Linked DNA regions of Homo sapiens: regions 2, 3, 4 and 5 are each linked to region 1. A link is a contact called in ENCODE Hi-C or POLR2A ChIA-PET data. All regions are on one chromosome and are shown on one strand. The core of a region is the stretch at or near the end of the contact, and the rest is flanking DNA. Distances in the headings are between cores, read along the strand shown.

What was found. Hi-C counts contacts between places; a loop is a spot of excess contacts on that map. ChIA-PET counts read pairs that join two places held with the same protein, here RNA polymerase II (POLR2A). Pooled maps may share reads with other maps.
Region 2: a pooled map shows a loop between it and region 1 (8-fold over the local background). The contact joins the promoter of DNAJC30 here to the promoter of GTF2I in region 1. A Hi-C loop is called at or near these places in 1 of 37 single-sample maps with no recorded cell type and 4 of 50 pooled maps. POLR2A ChIA-PET finds 5 or more read pairs at or near these places in 3 of 52 experiments (CD8-positive, alpha-beta memory T cell, Panc1 and WTC11).
Region 3: a loop to region 1 is called in a map of CD8-positive, alpha-beta T cell, with 15 times the contacts of the local background. The contact joins the promoter of ABHD11 here to the promoter of GTF2I in region 1. A Hi-C loop is called at or near these places in 3 of 168 maps with a recorded cell type or tissue (CD8-positive, alpha-beta T cell and naive thymus-derived CD4-positive, alpha-beta T cell), 3 of 37 single-sample maps with no recorded cell type and 8 of 50 pooled maps. POLR2A ChIA-PET finds 5 or more read pairs at or near these places in 2 of 52 experiments (CD8-positive, alpha-beta memory T cell and WTC11).
Region 4: POLR2A ChIA-PET joins it to region 1 with 11 read pairs in GM10248. The contact joins the enhancer-like site here to the promoter of GTF2I in region 1. A Hi-C loop is called at or near these places in 1 of 168 maps with a recorded cell type or tissue (CD8-positive, alpha-beta T cell), 1 of 37 single-sample maps with no recorded cell type and 6 of 50 pooled maps. POLR2A ChIA-PET finds 5 or more read pairs at or near these places in 2 of 52 experiments (GM10248 and H1).
Region 5: a pooled map shows a loop between it and region 1 (7-fold over the local background). The contact joins the promoter of METTL27 here to the promoter of GTF2I in region 1. A Hi-C loop is called at or near these places in 2 of 37 single-sample maps with no recorded cell type and 6 of 50 pooled maps. POLR2A ChIA-PET finds 5 or more read pairs at or near these places in 1 of 52 experiments (endothelial cell of umbilical vein).

The regions. Positions count from the first base shown.
Region 1 is chr7:74,655,579-74,659,439 of GRCh38, reverse strand. It overlaps GTF2I (general transcription factor IIi), which reads right to left and starts at 1,722. Exons shown (of 35, transcript NM_032999.4): 1 at 1,372-1,722. RefSeq lists silencers at 563-1,082, 1,153-1,442, 1,463-1,642, 2,013-2,172 and enhancers at 1,743-1,792, 1,813-1,932.
Region 2 is chr7:73,681,276-73,685,136 of GRCh38, reverse strand. It overlaps DNAJC30 (DnaJ heat shock protein family (Hsp40) member C30), which reads left to right and starts at 1,684. Exons shown (of 1, transcript NM_032317.3): 1 at 1,684-3,861. The coding sequence starts at 1,714. The coding sequence ends at 2,394. BUD23 (BUD23 rRNA methyltransferase and ribosome maturation factor) reads right to left here and starts at 1,540. Exons shown (of 12, transcript NM_017528.5): 1 at 1,464-1,540; 2 at 1,333-1,370. The coding sequence starts at 1,511. RefSeq lists enhancers at 1-832, 1,763-1,932, 2,173-2,262.
Region 3 is chr7:73,736,603-73,740,463 of GRCh38, reverse strand. ABHD11 (abhydrolase domain containing 11) reads left to right here and starts at 1,662. Exons shown (of 6, transcript NM_148912.4): 1 at 1,662-1,818; 2 at 2,001-2,136; 3 at 2,729-2,902; 4 at 3,073-3,243; 5 at 3,354-3,535; 6 at 3,773-3,861. The coding sequence starts at 1,694. RefSeq lists enhancers at 549-1,205, 1,206-1,863 and a silencer at 1,542-1,641.
Region 4 is chr7:75,533,068-75,536,928 of GRCh38, reverse strand. It overlaps HIP1 (huntingtin interacting protein 1), which reads left to right. Exons shown (of 31, transcript NM_005338.7): 31 at 1-3,631. Among named protein-coding and RNA genes, the nearest start is that of SPDYE5, 43 kb to the right of the region's middle. RefSeq lists an enhancer at 1,469-1,718. Within about 2 kb of position 1,793, at least 2 of the 41 ENCODE cell types and tissues checked have a DNase peak (open chromatin) inside an H3K27ac peak, as active enhancers do.
Region 5 is chr7:73,840,567-73,844,427 of GRCh38, reverse strand. It overlaps METTL27 (methyltransferase like 27), which reads left to right and starts at 1,912. Exons shown (of 6, transcript NM_152559.3): 1 at 1,912-1,938; 2 at 2,284-2,410; 3 at 3,230-3,358. The coding sequence starts at 2,288. RefSeq lists a silencer at 1,754-1,853 and an enhancer at 1,974-2,273.

The DNA of each region.
Region 1 (3,861 bases), core at 473-2,972:
TCAGCCTGGGCCACAGAGTGAGACTCCATCTCAAAAAAAAAAAAATTAGCAGGGCATGATGGCATGCGCCTGTAGTCCCAGCCACTGAGGAGGCTGAGGCAGGAGGATCGCTGGAGCCCAGGTGTTGGAGGCTGCAATGTGCTATGATTGTGCCACTCTGCGCTTCAGCCAGGGCAACACAGAGAGACCCTGTTTCTAAAAAAAAAAAAGAAAATTAAGCCGAAAGCGATGGCTCACACCTGTAATCCCAGCACTATGGGGGGCCAAGGTGGGAGGATCGCTTGAGCCTAGGAGTTCAAGACCAGCCTGGGCAACAAAGTGAGAACGCATCTCCACAAATAATTTTTTTTAAAAAAAGGAGGTCAGTAGTCAGCAAGAGCTGCGCATCGCCAAGAGTGGACACTACTCCAACAGCACCCCACCTGTGAACATCCCCAGCCGCAAATCAGCGCAAATCCATAACCTAGGGAGGACAAAATTCGCTACACGAAAAAGCAAAAGCTGGATTAAGAAAAAGTGGAGAAGTCGGGGAGCGGGAAGGAGACAGCTTTTTCCATTTCATTTTCCTTCTTCCTCTGCACTCCCGTCGTCTGGGTGCTGGCTGAACCCAGACGGCTTAATTTTCATGGCCTAAAGCTGAAGTTTTCCTTCCGGTCATTGTGTTTATTTCCCCCAAAGAACAGGCCCCGCGGGGCAGGCGCGCCGGGCCGGCCCGGGACAAAGCCCACTGCGGACTCCACCTGGGAGCGGGGCGGGGCGGGGGACAGCGCTCCCGCTCCCCCGCCCGCCGCAGTTACCAGGCAACGCGCGGCCCCGCCCCCGCGCCGGTTGGCCAATCCCGCGCGTCTGCTGCCCCGGCGCAGGAGCCCCAGATACACCAGGCGAGCGCGACCCCACGACGGCTCGGGCCTGGCACCGCGCGCGCCCCCGCACCGCCTAGCCGGCCAATCAGCGCGGCGGGGCATGCGCAGCCCGCAGGGCCGCTCGCTCGCTCGCGCGCGGGATCGCACGCGCGAGGCGCCCCCCCACCGCACGCCGGTCGGCGCGCGCGCCCCTCCCCCACGCGCACTGAGGCGCGCGCGTGCCACTGTCGTCCCCCGCGACCGCGTCCGTGCCGCCCCACCCCCATCGCCTCGTTTCGGCCACTGCCAAGGCCGGCGGGGCTCGAGACCCGGCGAGGCGGTGGGGGTGGGGGTAGGGGGAGGCGGCACGGGCGCCCCCCAAGGCCCCACACCGCGCGCGGCGGGCCGCGGCTCCCAGGCCCCTGTCCCTGCAGGCCCCGGCGGGGCAAAGTCTCTAATAAAGGCCCCCGCTCGCAATGGCCCCCGAGGCGGGGGCGGGGGGCGCGGGGATGAGGCGAGAGGGACTCACCCGAGTGCGGCCGCCTCCAGGCAGCTCCGGGGCCGGGGGTGCCGAGGGGAGGCGAGTGTGGGCCGCGCGCGGGCTGCGGCCGCCGCGGAGCAGCCTCGGCTGAGGGGAGCTGGCGAGCGGACGGGAGGCGAGAGGGGGCGAGGGGCCCGTGCGTGTCGGTCGCGCTCCTGTCACCGCCGCATGGCCGCCCCGCAGGCAGGGCCTCGCTCAGCGCCTTGATCCGATCACTGGGGGACAGAGGCAGAGGCCGGGGTGACCGCGGCAGGCGGGCGGCCGCGGCTGGAGAGCGCGTGCGGGGAAGCGGGGGGGCGACCGGTGGCCCCTTTTCTCTGCTCTCCCAGCTTCTCTCTCACCCTCCTCCTCCTCCTCCTTTTTTTTTTCTTTTTTTTCTTTTTTTTTTTTTTTTTTTTTTTTTTTGTTCCTCGAAGGCGCGTTGCGCCTGCGCATCCGCAGCGCCGCCCAGCGGGAGTTGTAGTTTCGGATGCGTTCCCCGTCAACGCGGCGGCGGCGGTCGTGGACTACAACTCCCAGGAAGCACCGCGCCGGCTAGCCCCGAACCCGAGGACGAGGCAAGCGCGGCGCCCGGCCCTCTCCAGCAAGGGCTGTCAATGGAGGCGAGGGTGGTGGGAGCGAGAACATGGCTGCACCTGGGGCCTGCGCGGCCGCCCGGGTGGGGGAGGGGAGCCGGGGTGCAGAAACGGAAATCTGGACGGGTGGTGGCTCCGGCGTCGTCCCCACCGAGCGCCAGCCGCCGTCCAAGTCCGCCACTTGCTCTTGCACCCCACATTCCTTGCAAATTGCGAGGCAGGGAAGCTGCAAAAGCCGGGGAGCCCCGGGCTGGGCCGTCGCCCTCCTTGCTCTGCAAAAGGGGAGTCCTTCCGCCTTGCACCACCCTCCAGGACACAAAGAACTCCTCTCTAGTGTTTTCCAAGCTGGCCTCCAAAGAGACCGTTGCCCCCAAGTTCGGACAGGCGAGAGGGGAGGAGACCTTGTGTTTTAATTCCTCCCCCAGACCCTCCGCCTCTATCTCTCCCTCAGGATTTGGAAGGAAACTTGCAAGGGAGTGGGAGCAGAAATCCTGACTCGTAGCTCCTGTTTTGTTCTGTCAACCGCGATGCGATTTAACTCAAACTCCTCCCCCTACCACTATTTTTTGCTTCTCAACTTGAATTAGCCGGTGGGTTTTGAAAATGGAGAGACATTACTGTTCACCTAAGTTAAACTCCAAAACTTTACAACCCCGAGGCCGACGATTTTTAGATGTTTATGTAAAGCACGAGATTGAGTGGTTTTTTGATTCCCGCCCGCCCCCCCACCCAGTACCACCCACTGGGGATTCGGGCCACGACGGCCATCCTCCCCCCACCCGCCGCTTCTCGGTAGGTGGCGACCACGACGCTTTTTCCAGCCTCCAAGCCTTTGTCGCTAGCGAGAAAACTTTCCGAGCAGCCAGTCTTTTGATGTGGGTTCCAAAAACCTTTCCTTTCAATCTGGGTTCTCCGATTGGCATTCCCCATCGTCTCTCTTGCACAGACCGCACCCAATAAAGCCTCCTCTAGAATTTTCATGTTGGATTTTTTTTGAAAAATACATGGAGAGCGTAAAGCTCACCGGAGAAGCAATCTGATTACAGAAGCCTGAATTTTTGCGATTTCCCGGACAATGTCTAGGATCCCTTCGGTCCTTGCCTAATAAGATTGTGACTCTCCTTTGTCGATTGTCTCGAAAGTCATTCATTAAGTTTGCACAAGAGCAACTTTCTTTTTGCACTTGTATTTCATTGACATTTAGTAATATTTAATTAAATTCTCTATTCCCAATACCACGTGCCACTGGCATATATTTAGGAACAAATTTAACTCTTGAGAAGCCTATAACTCACTCTAGTAAGAGCAGCCAGCCTACGAGATGCAGATTTCAGCTGCTGTGGACTTCAGTGAGTATCTTTTGTTGAGAGAGTGGTTTCTCCACCTGGAGGGGTCAGGGAAAGGATTTCCTGGGTATAGTGGAGTCGTGGAGTAGAATTTGGGGGGATGTTACAAAGTGAGTTAGCAAGGCAGAAGTTTATTTAGCCAAGATGACTCTTATCATCGTGAAAACGTTTGGAAGGTAGTTCCTTTCTTCTATGAATTTGTTTAGTGGTTCACAGTGGAATTTTTTTTTTGAGACCGAGCCTCGCTCCGTCACCCACGCTGGAGTGCAGTGGCGCGATCTCGGCTCACGGCAACGTCTACCTCCCGGGTTCAAGTGATTCTCCTGCCTCAGCTTCCTGAGTAGCTAGGATTATAGGCGTGCACTACCACGCCCAGCTAATTTTTGTATTTTTAGTAGAGACGGGTTTCTACTAAACATGTTGCCCAGACTGTTCTCGAACTCCTGACCTCAAGTGATCTGCCTTCCTCAGCCTCCCAAAGTGCTGAGATTACAGGCGTGAGCACCGCACCGGGCCCACAGTGGAATTTTGCTGCCTCTTCATAAACAACTCCAACT
Region 2 (3,861 bases), core at 435-2,934, 970 kb after region 1:
GGGATTTCACCATGCTGGCCAGGTTGGTCTCGGAATTCCTGACCTCAGGTGATCCGTCCACCTCCGCCTCCCACAGGGCTGGGATTACTGGTATGAGCCATAGCGCCCGGCCAGTAACCATTTACTGAAATAGGGCTAGTCTCTCAGTGAGAGAGCACGGAAAAACCACAAAGTATCTTTTTTTTTTTTTTTTTTTTTTTTTTTTTTTTTTTTGAAACAAAGTCTTGCTCTGTCGCCCAGGCTGGAGTGCAGTGCCGTGATGTCGGCTCACTGCAACCTCCCCCTCCCGGGTTCAAGCTATTCTCCTGCCTCAGCCTCCCGAGTAGCTGGGGTTACAGAAACCCGCCATCGCGCCCGGCTAATTTTTTCCATTTTTAGTAGAGCTGGAGTTTCGCCATGTTGGCCAGGCTGGTCTCGAACTCCTGACCTCAGGTGATCCGTCTGCCTCAGCCTCCCAAAGTGTTGCGATTACAGGCGTGAGACACCGCGCCAGCTTCCCCCCGCCCCCATCCCCCCCCCTTTTTTTTTTTTTTAACGACTCGAGGTGCGCTGGCTCACGCCTGCAATCCCAACAGTTCGGGAGACGAAGGCGGGAGGATCGCTTGAGCCCTGGGCTTGGGCCACCTTGGGCAACACAGCGAGACCCCATCGCAACAAAAATTTACAAAAAAAAGCCAGGCGTAGTGGCGCGCGCCTGTGGTCCCAACTACTGGAGAGGCAGAGGGGAGCCACCACACCCGGCTAATTTTTTTATTACTTGCGGAGACGGGGGCTCGCTACGTTGCCCAGGCTGGTCTCGAACCCCTGAGCTCAAGCGATCCTCCCGCCTCAGCCTCCCAAAGTGCTGCGATTGCTGAGATTACACGCGTGAGCCACTCCCACCTGGCTACAACTCAGTAGTTATACAAACTACCCTCTATGAAATTCAGACAATAATACACCAACTGCTGTCTTGGAGATTTATTGGCAACAAGGCGCCACGATAAGCATCCTACGGCCATTACTTCCTTCCCCCCACCAGGACTGACCCCTCGCCCGTACCCACCGCCCAGCGCCTCTTTTACCACATGTTTAGGACAAATTGTCACATTCGACTTTGAAAACCACCCACGGAAAGCAAGCGCGATCACCCCTACCTCAACGCTGAGGTACCGAGGCCCAGAGAGGTCGGCAACTTAAAGTTGATTTACCAGAGACAGAAATCGGCACCCACCCGGGTCCTTCCCTTCCCGCACCCCCAAATTCTACGGCCTTTCCGGGCAACGCCAGCAACAGGGGCAACTTGCCGCTTCCCGACCCCCGGACGCCCCGCAGTATTCAGGCTCCCCTCACTTGCGAACGTATTTCCGGGCTTCTGTCTCGTCATAAAACTGCGAAAAAGAGAAAATGGCATGTAGAGGAATAATTCAGACGCGGTGGCCGCAGAAGTGGGGAGAGGGGTGTCCGCGGGCCCCGGGACTTACCAGCTCTGGGGGTCCGCCATGCTCCGGACGCCGGCCGCGGGACGCCATTCTCACGCCTCAGCAGCACACCTGCGACTGGCGCCTGCCGGCACCCGGTTTTTATGTCATCAGCCCGGCGACCGCTTAGTAATACGCATGTTCCACCCCCACGACCGCCCCGCCCCCCCCTTTACGTGACTGGCCACAGGGCGACCAACCGACTCCTCTCATTGGCCGGTTTCTCTTGCACCGCCTGCCGAATCAATTCAACATGGCAGCCATGCGCTGGCGATGGTGGCAGCGGCTGTTACCTTGGAGGTTGCTGCAGGCCCGTGGCTTTCCACAAAATTCTGCACCCAGCCTGGGCCTAGGAGCGAGGACTTATTCCCAGGGCGACTGCTCGTATTCGCGCACGGCGCTGTATGATCTGCTCGGCGTCCCCTCCACAGCCACGCAGGCCCAAATCAAGGCGGCTTACTACCGTCAGTGCTTTCTCTACCACCCGGACCGCAACTCCGGGAGCGCGGAGGCCGCCGAGCGCTTCACGCGCATCTCCCAGGCCTACGTGGTGCTGGGCAGTGCCACCCTCCGTCGCAAGTATGATCGCGGCCTACTCAGCGACGAGGACCTGCGCGGACCTGGCGTCCGGCCCTCCAGGACGCCCGCACCCGACCCCGGCTCGCCGCGTACCCCGCCGCCCACCTCTCGGACCCACGACGGTTCTCGGGCCTCCCCCGGCGCCAACCGCACGATGTTCAACTTTGACGCCTTCTACCAGGCCCACTACGGGGAACAACTGGAGCGGGAACGGCGCCTGAGGGCCCGGCGGGAGGCCCTTCGCAAACGGCAGGAGTATCGGTCCATGAAAGGCCTCCGCTGGGAGGATACCCGAGACACGGCTGCCATTTTCCTCATCTTTTCAATCTTCATCATCATCGGCTTTTATATTTAATCGGAGAGAGAAGGGAAGGGGAGTGTCCCCAGCCAACCCCCCAGAAACGGCCTTTTTTCCTGCCTCTGAACCCTTGGCCATTGATAGTCTACCTTTGCTGGGATCCGAAGGAACTGTACTCCCCCTGCCCTCCCCGACCCGCCCAGCTTAGCCGATGACCTGCACATCGCTCCACTGTGGTCCAGAAAAGGAGGCCTTTCGATGTCTGAGAAAGAGGCCCCACGCTGTAGAGTCCCGAAAGCCCAGGAGTGAAGGGGGTTCCTGGAGTCTCTAGGGTGCTTCTTCCAGAGTCTGTCTTCTTGCTTCCAGATGTGGTCAACTTCTGGAACACTCGCTGTAGCTTTATTGTTTAGCCCCAAGCAAGATTTATCTCCTCCTGCCCCGCATGTGTATGGTGGGCCTCTGTAACCTTGAAATGTGCAATGTGACCAATTGTTGACTACCAAAAGAAAAGGTCTGGGGTTGTACGAAACTTGTCTTTCTGTGACTTCCCCAAGCCGCAGGTGAGACCTGGTCCAGGGTAAGAATGGGATCGGTGGAGAGCCTGTCGTTCCTCCCGCTAAGGTCAGCCCCCTGGGGCACTCCTCCTTATGTTGATAGCATGTAGGAGTGAGAAAAAGTCATTGAGCATAAGGAATGAGTGTTCCTGTGCCCATATTTAATGTGTGACCTTGGAGAAGTTACTCTGTAGGCATGACAGCAGAGGAGAAAATCATTTGGCATCTTGAGGTCTGTCATGCTTTATTATCCATAGTTTTTGGGGGGTTTTTTGTTTTGTTTTGTTTTTGAGATGGAGTCTTGCGCTCTGTTGCCCAGGCTGGAGTGCAGTGGTGCGATCTTAGCTCACTGCAACCTCCACCTCCCGGGTTCAAGCGATTCTCCTGCCTCAGCCTCCTGTGTAACTGGGATTACAGGCTCCCACCACACCTGGCTAGTGTTTTGTATTTTTAGTAGATACGGGGTTTCACCATGCTGGCCAGACTGAGGTCTCGAACTGCCGACCTCAGGCTGTCTGCCCGTCCAGCCTCCCAAAGTGCTGGGATTGCAGGCATGAGCCACTGCTCCCGGCCCTATTATCCATAGTTCTAATCCACAGGGATTACAGCATAATGCTAGCAGGGCCAGGTTCATCCTTGAGACAGTGTGGCTGGCTGTCACCTGGTCCTCCCTTTACCAGCCAGCCCCATTGCACACTGTGCAGCCCATCCCCTCCCAGAAATAGAGTGACAAACTCTGCACTTAAGTCCCCTGTTTCTGTTTAACTTGCAGTGCTTATCACAGGCCCTTCCTTAATTTTTTAAACAAGGCTGCTTGAGGCTGGGGTAAATTTTGGGGCTTTGGGAGTACACAGGACTACTGAGGGACGGGGAGTTGGTGGCTTGGTGTTCATGGTGGAGACTTGGTTCTTTACGCAGAGCAGGCTAAAGGCGTGTTTTTTCTGCTCTGTTTCTAATTCATGTTAAGTAG
Region 3 (3,861 bases), core at 413-2,912, 920 kb after region 1:
AAAATAAAAGCCATATACCTGAGACAGGAAGGTCGCTTGAGGCCAGGAGCTGGAGACCAGCTTGGGCAAGGTAGCAAGACCCCTTCTCTAAAAAAAATTTTGTTGGGCCAGGTGTGGTGGCTCATGCCTGTAATCTCAGCACTTTGAGCCCAGGAGTTCGAGACCAGCCTGGGCAACATAGCAAGCCCCCGCTTCTATTTTTTAAAAAAAAAATTTTTTTTTTGAGATGGAGTCTCGCTCTGTCACTGAGGCTGGAATGCAGTGGCAAGATCTCGGCTCACTGCAACCTCCATCTCCCAAGTTCACACGATTCTCCTGCCTCAGCCTCCCCAGTAGCTGGGATTACAGGGCCGTGCCACCACCCACGGCAATTTTTTTTTTTTTTAAACGGAGTCTGTCTCCGTCCGGTAGGCTGGTGTGCAGTGGCATGATTTCCGCCCATTGCAACCTCCGCCTCCTGAGTTCAAGCGACTCTCCTGCCTTAGCCTCCCGAGTAGCTGGGATTACAGGCACCCGCCACCACGCCCAGCTAATTTTTGTATTTTTAGTAAAGACGGGGTTCCACCATATTGGCCAGGGTGGTCTCCAACTCCTGGCCTCAGGTGATCTGCCCACCTCAGCCTCCCAAAGTGCCGGGATTACAGGCGTGAGCCACCGCACCCGGCCTAAAAAAAAAAATTGTAACCATGATTCAGTAAAAAAAAAAAAAAAAAAAAAAATGTTAAAATTAGTCTGCGCCTGTAGTCCCAGATTCTCGGGAGGCAAAGGCGGGAGGATCGCTTGAGCCCAGGAGGTCGAGGCTGCAGTGAGCTACGGTCGCGTCACTGCACTCCGGCCTGGGCGAGGGTAAGACCCCCACCAAAAAAAAGTATAGGACTCGGGCAACTGGCTATCTGGAAGACAGACAGCACCCCAGCAGGAGGTGGGGTGTGGAGAAGACCTTGAAAGGCAGGGTGCCTGATAGGGGAGTATGAGAATGGGGAGTATGGGCAGAAAAGCAGGTGGGATCAGACTGGGGGAGCCTTCCCCAAACGTAAAAGGGACGAAGGGGCTTGGGGAAGAGCTCTAGAGTGCCCCCGAGCTCCTTCTAGATCGACGACTCCAGGATGGGTGGGTGTCCGTGCTCCGCCCAACCTGCCCGGGCCCCCGGCAGTGGAGCACGGCGCCACCACACTGGCACTCCGCCGCCCAGAGCCACCCTGGCGCCGCTCGCCCCCGCCGGCGGCACAGAAACGATGGCAGCCACCCAGGTCAGTGAGCGATGGCAGGTGCGGGGCGGGAACCGAGCCCTAAGCTGCAACCAGAACCGAGCACGCACAGAGCGGCGCAGACCGAATTCCCAGATTCTACGCACCGCGGCGCTTCGCGAGGGGAGGGGCAAGCACCGCGGGTTGCCCAGCCTAGGGCGAGGCCAGGTGCGGCGCTCAGGGCGACCCGCGCAAAGCCTGCGGGGATTACGTAATGGCGTAAGGGGCGGGGATGGAGGCGGGGCCGGACTGTTCTCGGGGATACGTAAGGAAACGGGACCAAGGGCGGAGAATCCCGCGATGGGGGCGGGGAGAGGGCGGGGCTCAAGTCGGAACTGGGCGGGGCGGCTGAAGACGGAAATGGGCGGGGCTGCGAGCTAGGGCGGGAGAAGGAGCGCGGGGAGGACGTACCTTGTGAGATGCGAGCCGGCCAACAGCTTGCAAGCATGCTCCGCTGGACCCGAGCCTGGAGGCTCCCGCGTGAGGGACTCGGCCCCCACGGCCCTAGCTTCGCGAGGGTGCCTGTCGCACCCAGCAGCAGCAGCGGCGGCCGAGGGGGCGCCGAGCCGAGGTCAGTCAAGGGCACCGGGCGGGAGGCCATCCTCTGTCCTCCTTTTCCTGCCGGGCCCCGACGGCCCCATCTCCTCCCTTTGGGCCTGTCACCTCCCAGGCCTCTCCCCCAAAGCTCTTTCCCCCTACCCCTTTCCCCGTCTCCGCCGGCTCAGACTCTGACCTCGATCCTTCCCCTGCCAGGCCGCTTCCGCTTTCCTACAGGCTTCTGGACGGGGAGGCAGCCCTCCCGGCCGTCGTCTTTTTGCACGGGCTCTTCGGCAGCAAAACTAACTTCAACTCCATCGCCAAGATCTTGGCCCAGCAGACAGGCCGTAGGGTGAGCTTTCGAGTGGGCGGGGCTCCTTTGGGGCTGGGCGGGAGTGGGCGGGGCCTGAGAGGAGGCGGGGCAGGGGGGGTCCCGCTTCTCACGCTCACTTCCAGATCCCTCACTCTGAGTATGGACCCTGAACGGCAACCCCATTTATTCCCTCACGTTGCCATCTTCATTAATTCATGTTGTAGATCTCCATCGGGGCTGGCCCATGCCTAGGCGCCTGCACCCTTTCCATGAAGGGGCCTGCTTGTTCACTAGGGATGACCGGGAGCTCACCACCTCTTATGGCAGCCCATTCTTCTGTGCTCCTACTGTTGGAAATTCCTGGAGTCTCCTTCCTGGCATTCTCCGAGATTGCCACCCAGCCAGGCCAGCCCTTCAGAGACGTGGTCACAACCCTGGGGCCTGCTCTTCTCTGGCAGAGTGGCCCCAGGTTCTTCATCTGGGCCTCCTAGGTCTGGAAACTGGGCCCTTCCCCTCCACAGGGTGTATCCCCAGGCTCTCCACACCTTTGACCTGCTGTCCCTACAAGCCTTTGGCTGTCTACCCCCAGAATGGGGATATCAACGCAGCCCCGTCTCACCCCACTCCCCAGGTGCTGACGGTGGATGCTCGTAACCACGGTGACAGCCCCCACAGCCCAGACATGAGCTACGAGATCATGAGCCAGGACCTGCAGGACCTTCTGCCCCAGCTGGGCCTGGTGCCCTGCGTCGTCGTTGGCCACAGCATGGGAGGAAAGACAGCCATGCTGCTGGCACTACAGAGGGTGAGCCGCCCATGTCTGGGGCCTCCTCCCATTCAGTATATACCCTGAGGGCCCTGCAGGCAACCTGGGACTCACATGATCGTTGGATGACCAAGTTCAGGCTCCAGGAGCCATGCCTGAGACTCCCTATGTCTGCCTAAGACTGGTCCCAGTTCGGTTCTCTCCCACAGCCAGAGCTGGTGGAACGTCTCATTGCTGTAGATATCAGCCCAGTGGAAAGCACAGGTGTCTCCCACTTTGCAACCTATGTGGCAGCCATGAGGGCCATCAACATCGCAGATGAGCTGCCCCGCTCCCGTGCCCGAAAACTGGCGGATGAACAGCTCAGTTCTGTCATCCAGGTGATACACCCAAGGTGCCCCGGATGGTATTGTAGACCAGGACCTGTCAAGGGAAGAGTGGCACCCCCAGACCGCACAAGGAACCTCCCCCAACTGCTGCACCCCCACAGGACATGGCCGTGCGGCAGCACCTGCTCACTAACCTGGTAGAGGTAGACGGGCGCTTCGTGTGGAGGGTGAACTTGGATGCCCTGACCCAGCACCTAGACAAGATCTTGGCTTTCCCACAGAGGCAGGAGTCCTACCTCGGGCCAACACTCTTTCTCCTTGGTGGAAACTCCCAGTTCGTGCAGTAAGCTAGCCTGGGTAGTAGGAGGGGCATGCTTTACTCGCCCAGGCCCCAGCCTGGGGACCCTACCAGGGGAGGCCTTGGGTGTGGAAGGGGGGTGGCTGAGAGGCCAGAAATACCACCGGGCATATGGGCTCACACAGCTCTCTCCATTTCTCCCCGTTCTGCTTCCACGTGTCTCTTTCACTCCTCCTCATCCCACTTTCACCCGTTTTTGATGGCCGTCGCTGCGATGCACAGTCCCAGCCACCACCCTGAGATTATGCGGCTCTTCCCTCGGGCCCAGATGCAGACGGTGCCGAACGCTGGCCACTGGATCCACGCTGACC
Region 4 (3,861 bases), core at 544-3,043, 880 kb before region 1:
GAACCCTATACTTGGTTTGCTACCCTTAGTATTTATTACTAACCTCCCTTAAGCAGCAACAGCCTACAAAGAGATGCTTGGAGCAATCAGAACTTCAGGTGTGACTCTAGCAAGGCTCATCTTTCTGCCCGGCTACATCAGCCTTCAAGAATCAGAAGAAAGGCCAAGGTGCTGGACTGTTACTGACTTGGATCCCAAAGCAAGGAGATCATTTGGAGCTCTTGGGTCAGAGAAAATGAGAAAGGACAGAGCCAGCGGCTCCAACTCCTTTCAGCCACATGCCCCAGGCTCTCGCTGCCCTGTGGACAGGATGAGGACAGAGGGCACATGAACAGCTTGCCAGGGATGGGCAGCCCAACAGCACTTTTCCTCTTCTAGATGGACCCCAGCATTTAAGTGACCTTCTGATCTTGGAAAAACAGCGTCTTCCTTCTTTATCTATAGCAACTCATTGGTGGTAGCCATCAAGCACTTCCCAGGATCTGCTCCAACAGAATATTGCTAGGTTTTGCTACATGACGGGTTGTGAGACTTCTGTTTGATCACTGTGAACCAACCCCCATCTCCCTAGCCCACCCCCCTCCCCAACTCCCTCTCTGTGCATTTTCTAAGTGGGACATTCAAAAAACTCTCTCCCAGGACCTCGGATGACCATACTCAGACGTGTGACCTCCATACTGGGCTAAGGAAGTATCAGCACTAGAAATTGGGCAGTCTTAATGTTGAATGCTGCTTTCTGCTTAGTATTTTTTTGATTCAAGGCTCAGAAGGAATGGTGCGTGGCTTCCCTGTCCCAGTTGTGGCAACTAAACCAATCGGTGTGTTCTTGATGCGGGTCAACATTTCCAAAAGTGGCTAGTCCTCACTTCTAGATCTCAGCCATTCTAACTCATATGTTCCCAATTACCAAGGGGTGGCCGGGCACAGTGGCTCACGCCTGTAATCCCAGCACTTTGAGAGGCTGAGGTGGTAGGATCACCTGAGGTCAGGAGTTCAAGACCAGCCTGTCCAACATGGTGAAACCCCCATCTCTACTAAAAATACCAAAAATTAGCCGAGCGTAGTGACGGGTGCCCGTAATCCCAGCTACTCAGGAGGCTGAGACAGGAGAATCACCTGAACCCCAGAGGCAGAGGTTGCAGTGAGCTGAGATCACGCCATTGTACTCCAGCCTGGGCAACAAGAGCAAAACTCCGTCTCAAAAAAAAAAAAAAATTACAAATGGGGCAAACAGTCTAGTGTAATGGATCAAATTAAGATTCTCTGCCCAGCCGGGCACAGTGGCGCATGCCTGTAATCCCAGAACTTTGGGAGGCCAAGACGGGATGATTGCTTGAGCTCAGGAGTTTGAGACCAGGCTGGGCATCATAGCAAGACCTCATCTCTACTAAAATTCAAAAACAAAATTAGCCGGGCATGATGGTGCATGCCTGTAGTCTCAGCTAGTTGGGGAGCTAAGGTGGGAGAATTGCTTGAGCTTGGGAAGTCGAGGCTGCAGTCAGCCCTGATTGTGCCAGTGCACTCCGGCCTGGGTGACAGAGTGAGACCCTGTCTCAAAAAAAAAAAGATTCTGTGTCAGAGCCCAGCCCAGGAGTTTGAGGCTGCAATGAGCCATGATTTCCCACTGCACTCCAGCCTGAGTGACAGAGCGAGACTCCATCTCTTTAAAAACAAACAAAAAATTATCTGAATGATCCTGTCTCTAAAAAGAAGCCACAGAAATGTTTAAAAACTTCATCGACTTAGCCTGAGTCATAACGGTTAAGAAAGCACTTAAACAGAAGCAGAGGCTAATTCAGTGTCACATGAGGAAGTAGCTGTCAGATGTCACATAATTACTTTCGTAATAGCTCAGATTAGAATGGCTACCCCATTCTCTAGACAAAATCAAATTGTCCTATTGTGACTCTTCTAAAAATGAAGATGAAGAGCTATTTAATGACACACCTTGGATTAAAACGGGAATCACATCTTAAAGCTAAAAATGAACCTGCAAGCCTTCTAAATGAGTCACTGAGCATCACTAGTGACAAGTCTCGGGTGAGCGTAAATGGGTCATGACAAGATGGGACAGCAACAAAATCATGGCTTAGGATCGACAAGAAGTTAAAAAACAGCTGCATCTGTTACTTAAGTTTGTAAGACAGTGCCCTGAGACCTCTAGAGAAAAGATGTTTGTTTACATAAGAGAAAGAGGCCAGACATGGTGTCTCACACGTTTAATCCCAGCACTTTGGGAGGCAGGGGCGGGTGGATCACCTGAGGTCAGGAGTTCAAGACTAGCCTGGCCAACATGGTGAAACCCCGTCTCTACTAAAAATACAAAAATTAGCCGGGCATGGTGGCAGGCGCCTATAATCCCAGCTACTGGGGAGGCTGAGGCAGGAGAATCACTTGAACCCGGGGGACAGAGGTTGTAGTGAGCCAAGATCGCACCACTGCACTCCAGCCTGGGTCACAGAGTGAGACTCCATCTCAAAAAAAAAAAAGAGAGAGAGAGAGAAAGAAATAGAAGAGAAGAGCCATCTTGGCAGGGTTATTTTATATCTGAGCAAGGAGTTTAAATGAGACTAGTTTAGATTGTCTGCTGATGCAGCCGTCCATAGCAGTACCCCTAAAATCCCACCAGAATACGGGTCCCTCTAACCCAGTGGCTGGAAGAACCACTGTCTAGAGCAACTTTTCTTGGAACTGTCCCAGCTACCAAGTCAGACACCAAGGTTTATGCCACCAGGTAACACGGGAATCACAGGTACATGTCGCTCCGGTCAGATTAGTTGGCTTTGGCCCCTCGACCCTGTGCAGGAGCTAGTTCTCAGCTTGCAGCTGGAAGTTCCCTCTTAGCTCCTTAGTCTAGAGGGGTCTCCTGGCTCCATTTGACCCTGGTCTTTAATAACCGGTCAGCATCTTGCTACCTTCTACCACCTTTCCAAATCTCTGGAAATCCTGCCAGGGAAAGCCTCCAGTTCCAACATTGGCTTTCCAAGCAAACTGGCTTTGCCCTCTCTCTGCCATCCTTGTCCTCCAGAGACTGCACCACCTGTAGCATAGAAAACCACCACCACGGACCTGCCAGCCATCGGCGCAGCAAACCAGCCAGCTGTTTGCTGCCAAATTCCTTCCTCTCCCAGGTCCAGACCAAATACAAGATCAGCACCACACCGTGGTGTTGTCAGGAGCCAAAGCAACAGGAAACAATTCAATGCTGTTGGGTTCGATTCTGAGAGTAGATTTTTCCAGACATGTCTTTCAGGTGACCCTCAACTACCTCAGGTTTGAAGGCCCTAAATGAAACTGATTACCACTCATAGGGACAAACCGAGGGGGTTCGGTTACATCTTGGTGATAATGCAGTTGTCTCAAACTTATAACAGACTCTTTCACATTTCAGTTTGCAGGGATAGGGTTGGGTTTGTTTTTCTTCTGTTTTTAACCTTTCCCCTGGGTTTCCATTAGGGTAGTTCCTTGAAATGAATTTCATTTTTCACTGAGTGCCTACCTTCCCAGGGCAGGTGGCCACTGGCTTCTGTTTCCCTCCAACAATACTTTTATTATGGTATTAAGACCTTTCTTTGTATAATACATTGCATCTGTGTTTTCAATTTTTCAAATAAATATTTCCGCCTGGCAATGGAGCGTGGTGGTGATTGACCAGCCAGCGTGGCTCTGAGGTATAGGCTCCAGTGAGAAGCCTGCATTTGTATCCTGGGGTTCATGGAATCCACTTAGCCCCACACCTCTGGGAATATATCTTAGAAATATTAGTTTTGAGCCGGGTGTGGTGGCTCACACCAGTAATCCCAGCTCTTAGGGAGGCAGAGGCAGGAGGATAGCTTGAGCCCAGGAGTTAAGAGACCTGCC
Region 5 (3,861 bases), core at 663-3,162, 820 kb after region 1:
GGAGACACGAGACATCAATCAATATATGTAAGAAGTACATTGGTTTTGTCTAGAAAGGTGGCGACAACTCGAAGCAGGGAGGGGGCTCCGGGTCACAGGAAGGTGAAAGACAAATGGTCCTATTCTTTGAGTTTCTGATAAGCCTTTCCCCTGTAATCTCAGCTACTCAGCAGGCTGAGGCAGGAAGTGGAAGTTGCATGAGCTGAGATTGAGCCACTGCACTCCAGTCTGGGTGACAGAGCGAGACCCCATCTCATAAAAAAAGAATGCCTTCACCATCTGGGAATGCAGTCCAGTAGGTCTCAGTCTTATTTTACTCAGCCGCTATTCAAGATGGAGTTGCTCTGGTTCAAACATCTCTGACACTTCGACACTTCTACCCCCTAAACATCTCTGAAGATCACCCACTCCTCTCCGCAGTCATGACCTCTACCCAAGGTCATGCAACCATCACCTCCTGCCTGGACACCTGCAACAGCCTGCCAAATTCTGCCTGCCCAAACCCTTGATTCCAACACAGGTCCTCTAGACCAGCGCTTCTGAACCTTCAGCTGCCTAGAAATCGCCTGCAGAGTTTGTAGAAACACAGAAACTCTGGGCCCCAGTCCCAGAAATCTAATTCTCATTCAGAAGGTCCCAGGTCAACTGAGAATTTTTACTTTTTTTTTTTATTTGAGATGGAGTCTTGCTCTGTCACCCAGGCTGAAGTGCAGTGGCGCAGTCTCTGCTCACTGCAATCTGTGCCTCCCAAGTTCAAGCTATTCTCCCACCTCAGCCTCCTGAGTAGCTGGAATTACAGATGCCCGCCACCACGCCCGGCTAATTTTTGTATTTTTAGTAGAGATGGGGTTTTGTCCTGTTAGCCAGGCTGGTCTCAAACTCCTGTCCTCAAGTGACCCGCCCACCTCAGCCTCCCAAAGTGCTGGGATTACAGGTGTGAGCCACTGCGCCCCGGCCTAATTTTTGCATTTCTCACAAGCTTCCCTAGGGCATCTCCTAGAGGAAACCAAGATGTTACGGAGGCTGACGCTGCGTATCTTCAGGTCACACTTCCAGCCGCAAGACTCTCTCTGCTGTCCAATACAGTAGCCACTAGCCACATGTGGCTATTTAACTTATTAAAATAAAATTTGCCAGTACGGTTTTTTAAAATAAAATTATTAAAATAAAATTTGCCAGGAGGCAGAGGTGGGAGAATCGCTTGAGACTAGGAGTTTAAGACCAGCCTGGACAACATTTTTTGTCTCTACAAAAACTACGAAGATAAAAATAAATAGATAAAAATTTAAAAAGCCGGGCAAGGTGGCATGCACCTGTAGTCCCAGCTACTCAGCTACTCAGAAGGCTGAGGCAGGAGGCTGGCTTGAGCTTGAGTTCAAGGCTGCAGTGAGCTATGGTCAAGCCACTGCACTCCAGCCTGGGCGACAGAGTGAGACCCTGTCTCATAAAACAAAACAAAAATAAAACAAAATAAGTAAATATAAATACAAAGTAAAAATGAAAGCTAATCCTAGGTCCCTCTCCTGCCCATAAGAATTCAGAGACTCCCCAGTGCCTACAAACCTCATGCTTTCAGGAAGCATAAAGGACTTCAGGAGGCAGGAGGGCAGTTGGAGGGGGATGGTGGAGGTGCTGCTACCTGACGGTGGAGGGGGAGGCCGGGGCCAGACCACCGAGAAGCCCCTAAACCCGCACAGCAGGAAAACATCTCCGCAGTCCCTGCTCTACCAAGGCTGGAGGAGGGCCACAAGCCTTGAGCTCATTGGCTGGCGGGGGGGGGGGGGGCGGGCAGACTGCCAGCGCCTTCCTTTGACTGGCTATTTTCTCTCAGCGGAAAACCAATCATTGCGGGCAGGCGGTGAGGGTGTGGCCAGGGTCGCAACACAGGCCCCGCCCCGAGTCCTGTTGCCCACACGCCCGAGGCGCGCTGGATTGGCGGTGAGTTCTGACTCCGGCCTCCTTCGAGACCGTTTCGCTCCGGATGTCGCCCACCTCCGACCCTCTCTCAGTCGGAGGGCGGAAAAGAGGAAGATAGGTCCTTCCTCCAGCCGCGGGGCACCCCCTTCTCCCACCTTGCCCTTCCCCCAGCCCTGCAGCCCCAGAGTGTAAATATCCAAGCCCGCCCTCTCTGCGCTCAGTGTCCCCATCTGGGATAGGGGCCGGGATAGGGGTCGCGCTGGCAGGAGGCCTGGCAGCCTCCTCTGAAGGGGGAGGAGGGAAGGGGGAAAGGAGGGGATGGGCGATTGAGGTGGACCTCGAGACAGGGCAACGGTGTCCCCACAGGAGCATGGCCCAGGAGGAGGGTGGGAGCCTGCCCGAGGTGCGGGCGCGGGTCAGGGCCGCGCATGGCATCCCCGACCTGGCCCAAAAGCTCCATTTCTATGACCGCTGGGCTCCGGACTACGACCAGGTAAACTCATTTGGGGCCTTGCCTCCACTAGACCAGCCTCCATTTTTCTACCTGTAAAGTGGGGAATCAGCCTTGCACCCGGGGGCGGCTGTGAGGACGAAGTGAGGCCTGGCTAAGAACCCTACAGTCCTGCCCCTTCCAGAACCCGCCCCACAGCTCTGGATTGGCAGCCCCATCAGGGGCCATGACCTCCTGAGGGGGGCTGCCTGGAGGAGGTGCTATTGAGAAGTCACTGTGGGGCCGGGCGCGGTGGCTCACAAGCCGTAATCCTAAGCCCTTTGGGAGGCCGAGGCGGGCGGATCACCTGAGGTCAGGAGTTCGAGACCAGCCTGGCCAGCATGGTGCAACCCTGACTCTACTAAAAATACAAAAATTAGCCAGGCCCACGTGGTGGCAGGCGCCTGGTAATCCCAGCTACCCTGGAGGCTGATGCAGGAGAATTGCCTGAATCCGGGACACAGAGGTTGCAGTGAGCCAAGATCTCTTCACTGCACTCCAGCCCGAGTGACAGAGGGAGACTCTGTCTCAAAAAAAAAAAAAAAAAAAGTCATGTGGACTCAGCAGAGAGAGCCGCTTGGCCAGGAGAGAAGGTCCCTGGAGGGCTGAGTCTACTGTACAGTGGGCTGGGGGCTAACTCTCCAGTCCTGGCCCTTTAGCAATGGGAAGCACCTCATGCCTGGGCGTCCCCTCACGCTAGCCCCAGCCAGGCTTGATCCCCAACACACACAGCTTAGCCTGGCAGACTCTGAGACCACCCCATAAGGGAGATCCCCCAAACACTGGGGCACCGGTGTTGTAGGCCCGGCACTCTTTCCCCAGGATGTGGCCACCCTGCTGTACCGTGCGCCCCGCCTCGCAGTGGACTGCCTCACACAAGCCCTTCCAGGCCCGCCCCACAGTGCCCTGATCCTGGACGTGGCCTGTGGCACAGGCCTAGTGGCTGCCGAGGTGAGGCTCTTCCAGATCCCCTGCCTACTCCTTAGCCCCGCACTTCCTCAAATCTCCTACTGCCCCTGGCCCCAGAACCCTGCCCCACACCTCAGACTCACTGTTTCAAATGCATGAGACAGGACCAGGCATACTGTGGCTCACACTATGGGAGGCCGAGGCAGGAGGACAGCTTGGGGCCAGGAGTTTGAGGTCAGCCTGGGCAACATAGCAAGACCCCTGTCTCTACAAACAGATTTAAAAATTAGCCAGGCAGGGTGGTGCACGCCTGTAGTCCCAGCTACATGGGAGGCTGAGGTGGGAGGATCACTTGAGCCCGGAAGTTCAAGGCTGCAGTGAGCTATGATCACGCCACTGCACTCCAGTTTGGGCGACAGAGAGAGACCTTGTCTCAAAAATTTAAAAAAAGCAAATGCATGGGCCACATTCAGTGCAGAGTCCACTGCCCTGCCAAGGTGCAGGGACCCAGCCGGGAAGTGGCAGGTGTGAACCATGACTGAGTC